Linked DNA regions of Homo sapiens: region 2 is linked to region 1. Evidence: read pairs that join two places in POLR2A ChIA-PET (ENCODE). Cell type or tissue: HepG2. All regions are shown on one strand. Region 1 has its middle 150 kb from the start of COL21A1. Region 2 overlaps DST (dystonin).

What was found. ChIA-PET counts read pairs that join two places held together with the same protein. Peaks named below come from ENCODE experiments on the same cell type or tissue, not always from the same donor. Only the 100,000 strongest peaks of a DNase experiment are listed, where the experiment ranks them.
Region 2: POLR2A ChIA-PET joins it to region 1 with 10 read pairs; 2 of 35 experiments call an interaction of 5 or more read pairs at or near these places.

The regions. Positions count from the first base shown.
Region 1 is chr6:56,396,699-56,401,698 of GRCh38, forward strand. No RefSeq gene overlaps it. Among named protein-coding and RNA genes, the nearest start is that of COL21A1, 150 kb to the left of the region's middle. In HepG2, no CTCF peak of the experiment used is centred here; DNase peaks (open chromatin) are centred at 2,773, 3,123 and 3,743; H3K4me3 peaks cover 2,501 bases.
Region 2 is chr6:56,519,115-56,524,114 of GRCh38, forward strand. All of the region lies in intron 69 of DST (dystonin), which reads right to left. Among named protein-coding and RNA genes, the nearest start is that of COL21A1, 270 kb to the left of the region's middle. In HepG2, no CTCF peak of the experiment used is centred here; a DNase peak (open chromatin) is centred at 2,477.

The DNA of each region.
Region 1 (5,000 bases):
ACTGTTGGCTAAGAATTATTTTACAAAACTAAGTTTCATAAATCAAGGGGAAATAAAGTCTTTTTCAGACAAACAAATGCTGAGAGAATTGTCACTACCAGACAAGTCCTACAAGAAATGCTAAAAAGAGTTATAAATCCTGAAATAAAAGGTCCATATGTACCAGAATAGAACCTCTTGAAGCCATAAAACCCACAGGGCCTATATAACAAAAACACAGTGAAGAAAAGAAAGTATCTAGGTAACAATCCACATGATGACTGGAGTAGTACCTCACATCTCAATATTAATATTGCATAAATGGCCTACTTAAAAGATACAGATTGGCAGAATGGATAAAAATCATAAACCAAATATCTATTGTTTTTAAGAGACTCACCTAACATGTAATGATTCATATAAACTCAAGGTAAAGGGATGGAGAAAGATATCCCATGCAAATAGAAGCCAAAAGCAAGCAGTAGTAGCTATTCTTATGTCAGATAAAACAGACTTTAAAAAAAAACAGTAAAAAAAATAGACAAAGTCATTGTATATAATAGAAGGATCAATCCAAAAAGAAGATATTACAACCTTAAATATATGCACACCTAACTCTAAAGCTGCCAGATTCATAAAACAATTACTACTAGACTTAAGAAATGAGATAAAAAGCAACACAATAATACTAGGGGACTTCAACACTCCACTGACAACTCTAGACAGATCATCAAGTCAAAAAGCCAACAAAGAAATAATAGACTTAAACTATATTCTAGAACAAATGAACCTAACAGATATTTACAATTCTACCCAAGACCTGCAGAATATACATTTTTCTCATCAGCATGTGTAACATTTCTCAAGATAGACCATATGATAGGCCACAAAACAAGTTTAATAATTTTTTAAAACTCAAAATCACATCAGGTATCTTCTCAGGCCACAGTGAATAAAACCATAAATCATCTTTAAAAGGAACCTTTAAAACTATACAAATATATGGACATCAAACAATCTGCTTCCAAATGATTTGGGGCTTAACAATAAAATGAAGATGAAAATTTAAAAATTATTTGAAATAAGTGATAATAGCAACACAAATTATCAATAACCCTGGGATACAGCAAAAGCAGTGCTAAGAGGAAAGTTTATAGTGCTAAATGCCTACATCAAAAAGCCTGAAAAATCACAAATTGACAACCTAACATCACACCTTAAGGAACTAGAGAAACAAGAACAAACAAAACCCAAAGCTAGCAGAAGAAAAGAAACAACAAAGATCAGAGAAGAACTGAATGAAGTTAAAACAAAAAAATTCAAAAGATCAATGAAACAAAAAATTGATTCTTTGAAAAGATAAACAAAATTGATAGAGCATTAGCTAGATTAACCAAGAAAAAAAGAGAGAGGATTTAAATAAGCTCAATTAGAAATAAAAATGGAGACATTATAACCAAAACCATAGAAATACAAGAGATCATTCATGACTAGTATGAACACCTCTATAAACACAAACTAGAAAATCTAGAGGAAATGGATAAATTCCTGAAAAAATAAAACTCTTCTAGATTAAATCAGGAAGAAACAGAAATCTTGAACAGACTAATAACAATCAGTGAGATTGAATCAATAAAAAAAAATTGCCAACAAAAATAAAGCCCAGGGCCACATGGATTCACAGTAGAAATCACGCCCCTGCACCCCAACCTGGGTGACAGGGTAAGACCCCATCTCACAAAAAAAAAAAAAAAAAAAAAAAAAAAAAAGAATGAATCTAATTCAGAGAATGAAGTAAATGATATGATCCCAATAAGCACCTACTTTTTAAAATTAAAAGTGATAATTTTATTATGTGTGTTGATCCTAAATAAATGCAATTTGACAGTGCTATGTTGACGTGATTATAAAACTACTTTGTTTTTTGAAAGATTGAGGAATCCTTTGGTTTTATTATCATTGTCATTAAAATAGCAAAATAATTGAAACATTTTGCCTTTCATAGCTAAAACACCTTTCATTTTCTTGAGGGCTTTTTTCCCCTTCATTCATAACTGTTCATCATTTCTTTTTCTTAGCTTAATCTTCTTTGAGGCACACATTCCATTTAACCATTAAGTGGAATTACCATCCTACCAAATAATTTCTGTCCTCTCAATCTTGTTCTTAACAAGATATAAAATGTACATTTTTCTAGAACCCAACCTGATCATGAGATTATTGTTACTGAGGGCTCACAGGAAGGTCATAGTAAAGGCCAATTAAATGTTGATCTGTGAGGTTTGTGGGGAAAGGGATTCCAAGTTATGTCTTCTTCCCCCTGACTTTGTTTCTCCTAGCTCATATTCCTAGGACATTTTTTACTCTAATGGGCCTCGTCCTGTTGATGTCTTCCCCAGTTCCTAAACCCAATCATAAAGGAGCAAGCAAACATTGTAGCTTCAGATTCTCCCCTTCTTTCCACTCACCAATTCCTCTTTCCAGGATATTAGGGAATTGTAAAATGTTCCTCTCTGTCTCTAGCAACATTTTTTGCTTAAAGTCTATTTCATTTCATCTTTGTATAGATACTTGAGCTCTCTTATGATACTTGAGCTCTCTTATGATACTTCAGCTTTTATGTTTGCATGGTGTGTGTGTGTGTGTGTGTGTGTATTTATCTGTAGTATAATAAAAAATAAATACTTGATCTTTGATCCTCTACTCTTGGCACAAATCTCCTAAAACCTTTGGAATTTACTGGCTTTGCATCTGGATAAGATGACTCATGGTAGTGGGCAGCAGTGGGCTGCGTAGATATTCAGGTTAGGGGCTGGTCACCAGATAAACCAATCATGTAATTAGAGGGTTGCAACTTGCAGCCCCACCCCCTGACCTCCAGTGCTGGGATTCACTCAGGATGCTGGCAGAAATATTAAAGGGAAATATTAGGGAAAGTTATAGGGAATAGTCACAAACCTTTTTGGAAGGCCGAAAGGTTACATAGCTTGTAATAACTGAACAGGCTGAAGGCAGCTGGTTCTTACCTTAGAGCATTATGTCATAGGGTAAATACTAGAGATAACAGAGTCTTCCCCAGTTAATTTTGTTTACTCTACCTCCATTAACTAACCTTTGAGCCAGATAGCCCTCTCGGGGTGGGGGGTGGGGGAGGTCGACCAGGGATATTGCCCCCTAATGGTATTTACTTTAGACTGCGGTACCTGAACTTTAATCATTCATAAAACTACTCTCTTAACCATGTTAATTATTCACAAGAGTGTTGACTCAGAGCTTCTGTTGTTAATTCTATACTAAATAAATGCCTGGAGTGCAAGCTGCTCAGGGCCGGCCGCAGTGACAAACCTCTCTTGGTGTGCAGGCGGTCGGACACTCAGCAGGACTGGCAAAACAGAATATCTGTGTGTCAGTGTACGTTTTATTCATCTGTCGTTGGGTCAGGGTCTGAAGGCAGACCCCCGCAGCTAATGCCCTTTTGTGGGGAGCAATGTCTCACTCCAGGGAAGACAGAGGGACTAGAGACTGAATTCAATCACCAATGGCCAATGATTTCATCAATCATGACTATGAATGAAACCTCCAAAAAAGAAAAAAAAAACAAAACCCCTAGATGATGAAGTTCAGAGAGCTTCCAAGTTTGAATACATCTGCATGCTAGAAGGGTGATGCACCCTGACTCCATGAGGGCAGTGGCTCCTGTGCAGGGATATCATCCTGAAGTACCTGGGCAGCCCACTCCTGCCCACTACCATGAGTCATCTTATTCGGACACAAAGCCAGTAATAGTAAGTAGAGTGCTTTTCTGAGTCCTGAAGGCTGTTCTAGCAAATAATTGAACCTGAGAGACGGTGGGAAGCCCCAAACTTGTCAACTGGGAAGGAGTTTCAGTGACCTGAGAATCCCACTCGCAGCTGGCATCTAAACTGAAAGTGATCTTCCGGGACTAAGTCCTTTAACTTGTGGGATCTGACACTAACTCCAGGTAGATAGTATCAGAATAGGATCGAATTTTGGGGCACCCAGTTGGCGTCAGAGAGTTGGAGAATTGATGTGGGGAAATGATACATATGCAGTGCTGGGGAAAAAAAACAAACTATACACCATCCTTTAATTTTCAACCTATTTTTAGATTGGAATCTAAAGTGTTTCTTACAGACAGCAAAGAGTTGGATCTTGTTTTTTTGTCATTATGACAATCTCTACCTTTTGATTGGATTGTTTCATTCCTTCACATTTAATATTATTATTGATATAGTTGGATTTGCATCCCATTTTACTTTTTAGTTTGTCTCATGTCTTTTTTGTTTCTCTATTTTTTATTTACTGTGTTCTTTTTGTATTAAGTGGGTAATTTTTCTGGTGTATTATTTTAATTTCTTTAATGACTTTTAGATTATATTTTTGAGTTATTTTATTAGCATTCACTAGAGGAATTACAATATATACCTTAATTTATTAGATTCTACTTTAGATTATTACTGTCCTCTTCTTTTCTTTCTCTGGATTTGAGTTACCATAATGCCATTTTCTTACTCCAGTATAGTTTCTTTCTCTCCTTGTGTCAAATATATTGTCAAATATATTATGCCTCTATATGTTATAGGACCAACAATATAATTTCATAGATCTTATGAAATTATATTGCAACTTTTAAATCAGTTAGAGAAAAAAAGAAGAAATATGTAATTATACTTTTTTATAGCTACCTATATAATTACATTTACCAGTCCTTGAGTTTTTCATGTGAATTCAAATTACTCTCCAATTTAATCTTCTTTCAGCCTCAAAAACTTCCTTGTAGGTCTTGGAAGTATTTCTGCTATAAATAAATTTTCTCTGTTTCTGTTAATCTGGGGATTTGTTTCATTTTTAAAAGATAGTTTTGGTTTTTTTTTTGCTTCAGCAGATTGAATATGTTACCCCCTTCTCTTCTGAAATTCACTGTTTCTGACAAAAAGTCAGCTGTTAATCTTATCACTTGTATGTGATAAGTCATTTTTCTTTTGCTACTTTTAATATTA
Region 2 (5,000 bases), 120 kb after region 1:
GTGAGTTCTCTGGGATTTTCTTTTTGCCTCACGTATCTAAGACTAAATACTGGAAAAACTAGCAACCACACAACACTAAACGGGTACAAAGTCCCAAAACAAGCCTGCTCTCTCTAGCCAAAGAACCAGGAAAGGAGTAGTTTAGCAAAACAGACAACTTTTAAACAATAACCACTCTATTCCAACCAAACACTACAGAAAAAATGGTTGCTCCACTCACACTCATGCCAAGAAAGGACAAATGGGGGGCCTACACTTCTATCCTTGCAATGCCATGACAAGGTCCCCAACACTCTTGCCGGGAGATGTTAGAGAATGCCAAGTAGGGAGCCAGAATTTTCATCCCCAGATCATCCTGTCAGTTGAGACCATGTGGGGAGGCTGGGCTTCCACCCCCACTAAGCAATAACGAACTGCCCCTCCCTCCACTCCTCTGGGGTGATATCAGAGAAGGCCTAGTGGAGAGTCAGGATCTTCATCATCACTCAGTGTGTCACCATCACAGCCACCTGCACTGTGGTACCAGTAGAGACCACATAGGGAGCTGGAACTCCCACTCCCACTCAGCAGAAATGACGAGCCATCTCCTAGGTGTCAACAGAGGTGGAATTGGGAACCTGGACTTCTATCTTCACCTGGTAGCACCCCCACCTTCTGCCAGAGTGGTAAGAGGAAGGCAGCTAAAACAGAAAGCTTAAGCTCTAACACTCATAAGATCATATAAGAGCCAGGAAAATCTCAAACTGAATTAAAGAAGATAATCAAATAGATGCCAATACCCAGATGGCAGACATGTTAGAATTACCTGACAATGATTTTAAAGCAGCCATGATAAAAATGCTTCAATGAGTACTTCTGAATGTTCACAGTTGAAACAAATGAGAAATTAGAAGGCTTCATCAACAACACAGAACATCTCAGCAAAGAAAAAGAATATACAGTATAAAGAAGAACCAAATGAAAATGTAGAACTGAAAAATGTAACTGAAATAAAAATCTCAGTGGATGAGCTCAATGAAGGGGACAGAAGAAAGAATCAGTGAAGGAAAAGAAATTACCACTTAGAAATAGAAATGGAAATTACCCAAACTGAATAATAGAAAATAACTTAAAAAATAATCAGAACTGCAGGTACCTGTGGAACTACAACAAAAGTCCTAATATTCATGTTATCAGAGTCCCAGAAGGAGAAGAGAAAGAGATTGTGACTGAAAAAATACTTGAACATTCTTGAAATAACATTATAGAAATGGAGAATAGCTTTGTGGTTGACAAAAGTTACGGAGGGTAGGGTGGGATGGAATGGGTATGGCTCACAGAGCAGCATGAAGAATTCTTGTGGTGAGGGGAATATTCTGTATCTTGACTGTATCAATGTCAATATGCTGCTTGTGATATTTTACTATAAAGATGTTACCACTGGGGAAAACTGAGTAGAGGATACAATGGGATCTCTCTGTATTGTTTCTACAGCTGCAGGTGAACTTAGAATTATCTTAAAACAAGTTTAATTTTAATAAGACATTGTATACGTGTATCAAAATAACTTATGTACCTCATAAATATACACATCTACTATGTGTCCATAAAAATTAAAAATTAAAAGAAAATATATTAAATAAAAAAAATTTTAAAAGAAAGAAAACCAACTCTGTGGGTAACGTCTCACCTATCAGTTCCTATTTGTGTTTTCTCTCTTCGATATAATACTGCCCAATTGCCCTTCAGGTAGAATGTGCTAATGTACACTCCCACAAGCAGTGTTTTGCTATAACTTCATAAACGTGGGGTATAATTTATTTTTTGATATTGAAAATTTAATATCGTCAAGTTTATAGGTAGACTTTCTGTAATTATAAGGAAACCAAGAAACCACTTAAAATAATCTATCTTAAGCTGGTTCAATAATTTCTGTGATATTATTTAATTTCAAATGAAGTTATTCATGAGCAATTATTGATCAATATGAAAACAAAAGAAAAACATTTCATCAACTAATTCAGCAGCTTCAGGTGTGGAGAAAGAATCCCCATGAAAAAGAAGTGAAAGTTAGTCTTCTGTGGATTCTTACTTTTCAAGGCATGTAAAGCTACAGGTAAAAATTGATTATGTGATTCATTTAAAGAATATAAGACTGAGAAAAACAGTTCAGGCCTTTCTACCTGAGTGTAAATACTGCAAGATATCTGAATAAAATTTAACAGTTATAAATTTTTTTCTTCCACTGGTTCCTGAAAAAAAAAATAAAGTAATACCCCAACCCTCTTGTTTGTGTTCAGCCTGACAGTATTTAAATGAGTGTCCTCATAAAGACAGTCAGGCTGTGAAATATTAATATTAGTTTAACACTATGTCTTCCCTATTTAAAAAAAAAAAAAAACTTTCCAGCAATAAACAGTATGGTGATACCATCTAAGTTGCCAAAAAAGGAAAGCTGAAATCCAAACAATGTTTCTTTGATCAAGTCAAACATTTGCTCTGCTAAGGAAAAAAAAAAAAAAAAAAAAAAAAGACTTCAAACAGATATTTCCCGCCTGTCATCTGAGAAACTTTTAAAATTAAATTATCAAATATTGTTAAGCAACAAAGGGAGTAGCTACAGGATCTACATTAAGTAATTTATAGTAAGGCGAGGCATTTTAGGTCTATGACTCACTCAAATGACTGGTTAACATTTCTAATGGAACATAAACATGGTCCATAAACATATTTCTAATGGACCATAAACATGGCTCACTTTATATGTAAGCAACATGGAGAGAAATACACTAGGTCAAATTTTAGTAAATTTGTTTACTACTCATACAAGTAAGTAAAATTTGACTTAACATAAAATGTTGATAATCTTGGCATCCATAATTGTATTTGGGGAAATACTTTAATAGCATCAGAGGAGCCGAACCACCAACTCTAGCTACTGTAACTTCTGTTTATAGTTGAATTAGCCTTTCAGGAATTTTCTAAAAGTTAGTGCAAGACATTTTAAGTAGCTACATCTAAATATGCCTGAAAAACACTCTCTAAAACAGTAACAGCCAGCATCCTACTGAGCACATTGTTCTAAGTGCTTAACATGCAATACCTCCTTTAATCCTGACAGCTGTATCATGTATTACCATTAACTCCATTTCCAGCTTAGAAAAATGAGGTAAAGGGAAGTTAACTAACTTACCAAAGACTACTCAGGTAGTAAATGCTGAGCCTGAGATTCTAACGAAGGTGGTCTGACTTCTAGACTGCCAAATATCACAACAGTCAATACACAATAGGTTTTAATAGAGGTTTAAGGCAAAGTGATAAGCAAACCTTAACCTCAAGGACATCCTTTTCACTCCCTTCCCCTTACTGGGGATCTTATCACTTTCTTTTGATTAGCATTTCCTTCCACTTTGCTTGTCTTTATTTATAACACAAGACATATTTTCCCATCCACAACACCTGGAGGGTCTGAACAAATCTCATTTCCGTAGGAGATGTTTCCTTCTGGTCCTTTAAAAGAAATAAACAGGTGATATTTTTCTCCAGGCTGATTCCTAATGACCCAATGAGTTGTTTGCATTAACTGCACCCAAACCACCAATCCAAGGGCCTTTCTAACAGGGTTATTATGGGGCCCACTTACATAAGCCAAGCAATTAGAACTGCTGAAGAAAGCTTGGGATTCCCAGACCCAGTAAGATATACATATTTTAGCAACTACTGACAGTTGTACATTATAAGAAGCAAAGGATGATGAATTGCTCTGAGGCTTAAAGAATCAAGGTAGTCTGAATTCAGAACCCAAGTCTGTACATTTTTCAAGTAAAAGTGCCTTTCTCCATTTCCACAAAGCTTGTAGAAAGAAAGCAACAAAGATATGCTACTCTGCGTAGGTTTAAAATGCAAAAATATGTACAGTTTATAACTCAGATAATGGCATGTATTGTAAAAGGGAGGCAGTTCAGCTCAACATCATTATTTACTAAGCTGCCTTGTCCCATTCAGATTCTTCCTAAAAGTAATGAATGGGCCCAACTACTTTAAAAAATAATACCCTTTTTAGAATATCAATGCCCGCAAATCTAGAGTCAGATTTGGGGGACTGGTGGGTGGTATCAGTGAATGTACAAGTTCTTACTCATTCACCCATTACTGAGGTTTTTCAATTATTTCTCAAATAATAACAAATACGGCCTTCACACCTATGTTATGAAAGTTCAATAGCGTATCTTTTCAAAACTGTTATTGTGATATAGGATTAACAAGAAAATCTAACCCTGTCAAATCAAAACTTTTTAAAAACCTAAATTTATACAAAGTGGTTACAAAGTATGTGCTAATGAGAAGGTATCTGTATGTTCCCTTCTGTTCTCCCTTCAAACTTTTAAGTCTTTTCCATGTTTTTCTTGACATCTTCCATGCTGATGATTAGAAGTCAATACATTCTGCGATTGTGGCTTGACAGTTCACAAAGTGCTTATGCTTTTGTTAAATTTCAAAAAGCAGGTTGACATTATAAAAGAGGTATATCTGTATATATGCAACCTTAAAACTGGGAAAAAATATGAAGTATCTTAAGAGATATTTCTGCTCAGAAAACAGAACACCTAGTCATTGAAAATCTAATTTAACTCTCCCTGATTTAACTGGGACAAATCATTAAATCTATAAATTTTAAAATTGTTAAGTATTATTCAAGACACATGTCCTTACCCCATCATGTGTGGCTGTTGGTAGGCTGGGGGCAGGGGTCTGGGGAAAGAGTCACTGTTAATAAAACAAATTGCATATGACTAAAGGTGTGTCTAAAAAGATGAGCTCAGGTCATATCGTGTCCCTATTTCATACAGAGAAGAGACTCAGAATGGTAATTTGTTTAAACAATGCAAAACAGATAGTCCAAAATACGTGGCTAATGTCCAGGTCTAAAGATATGCTTTTTTTAATCACTCCTTTTTATATTTCATGGATGTAGTTATTGGGTAAAACAGAAAACAAACATTTTTATCAAACTGTACTCT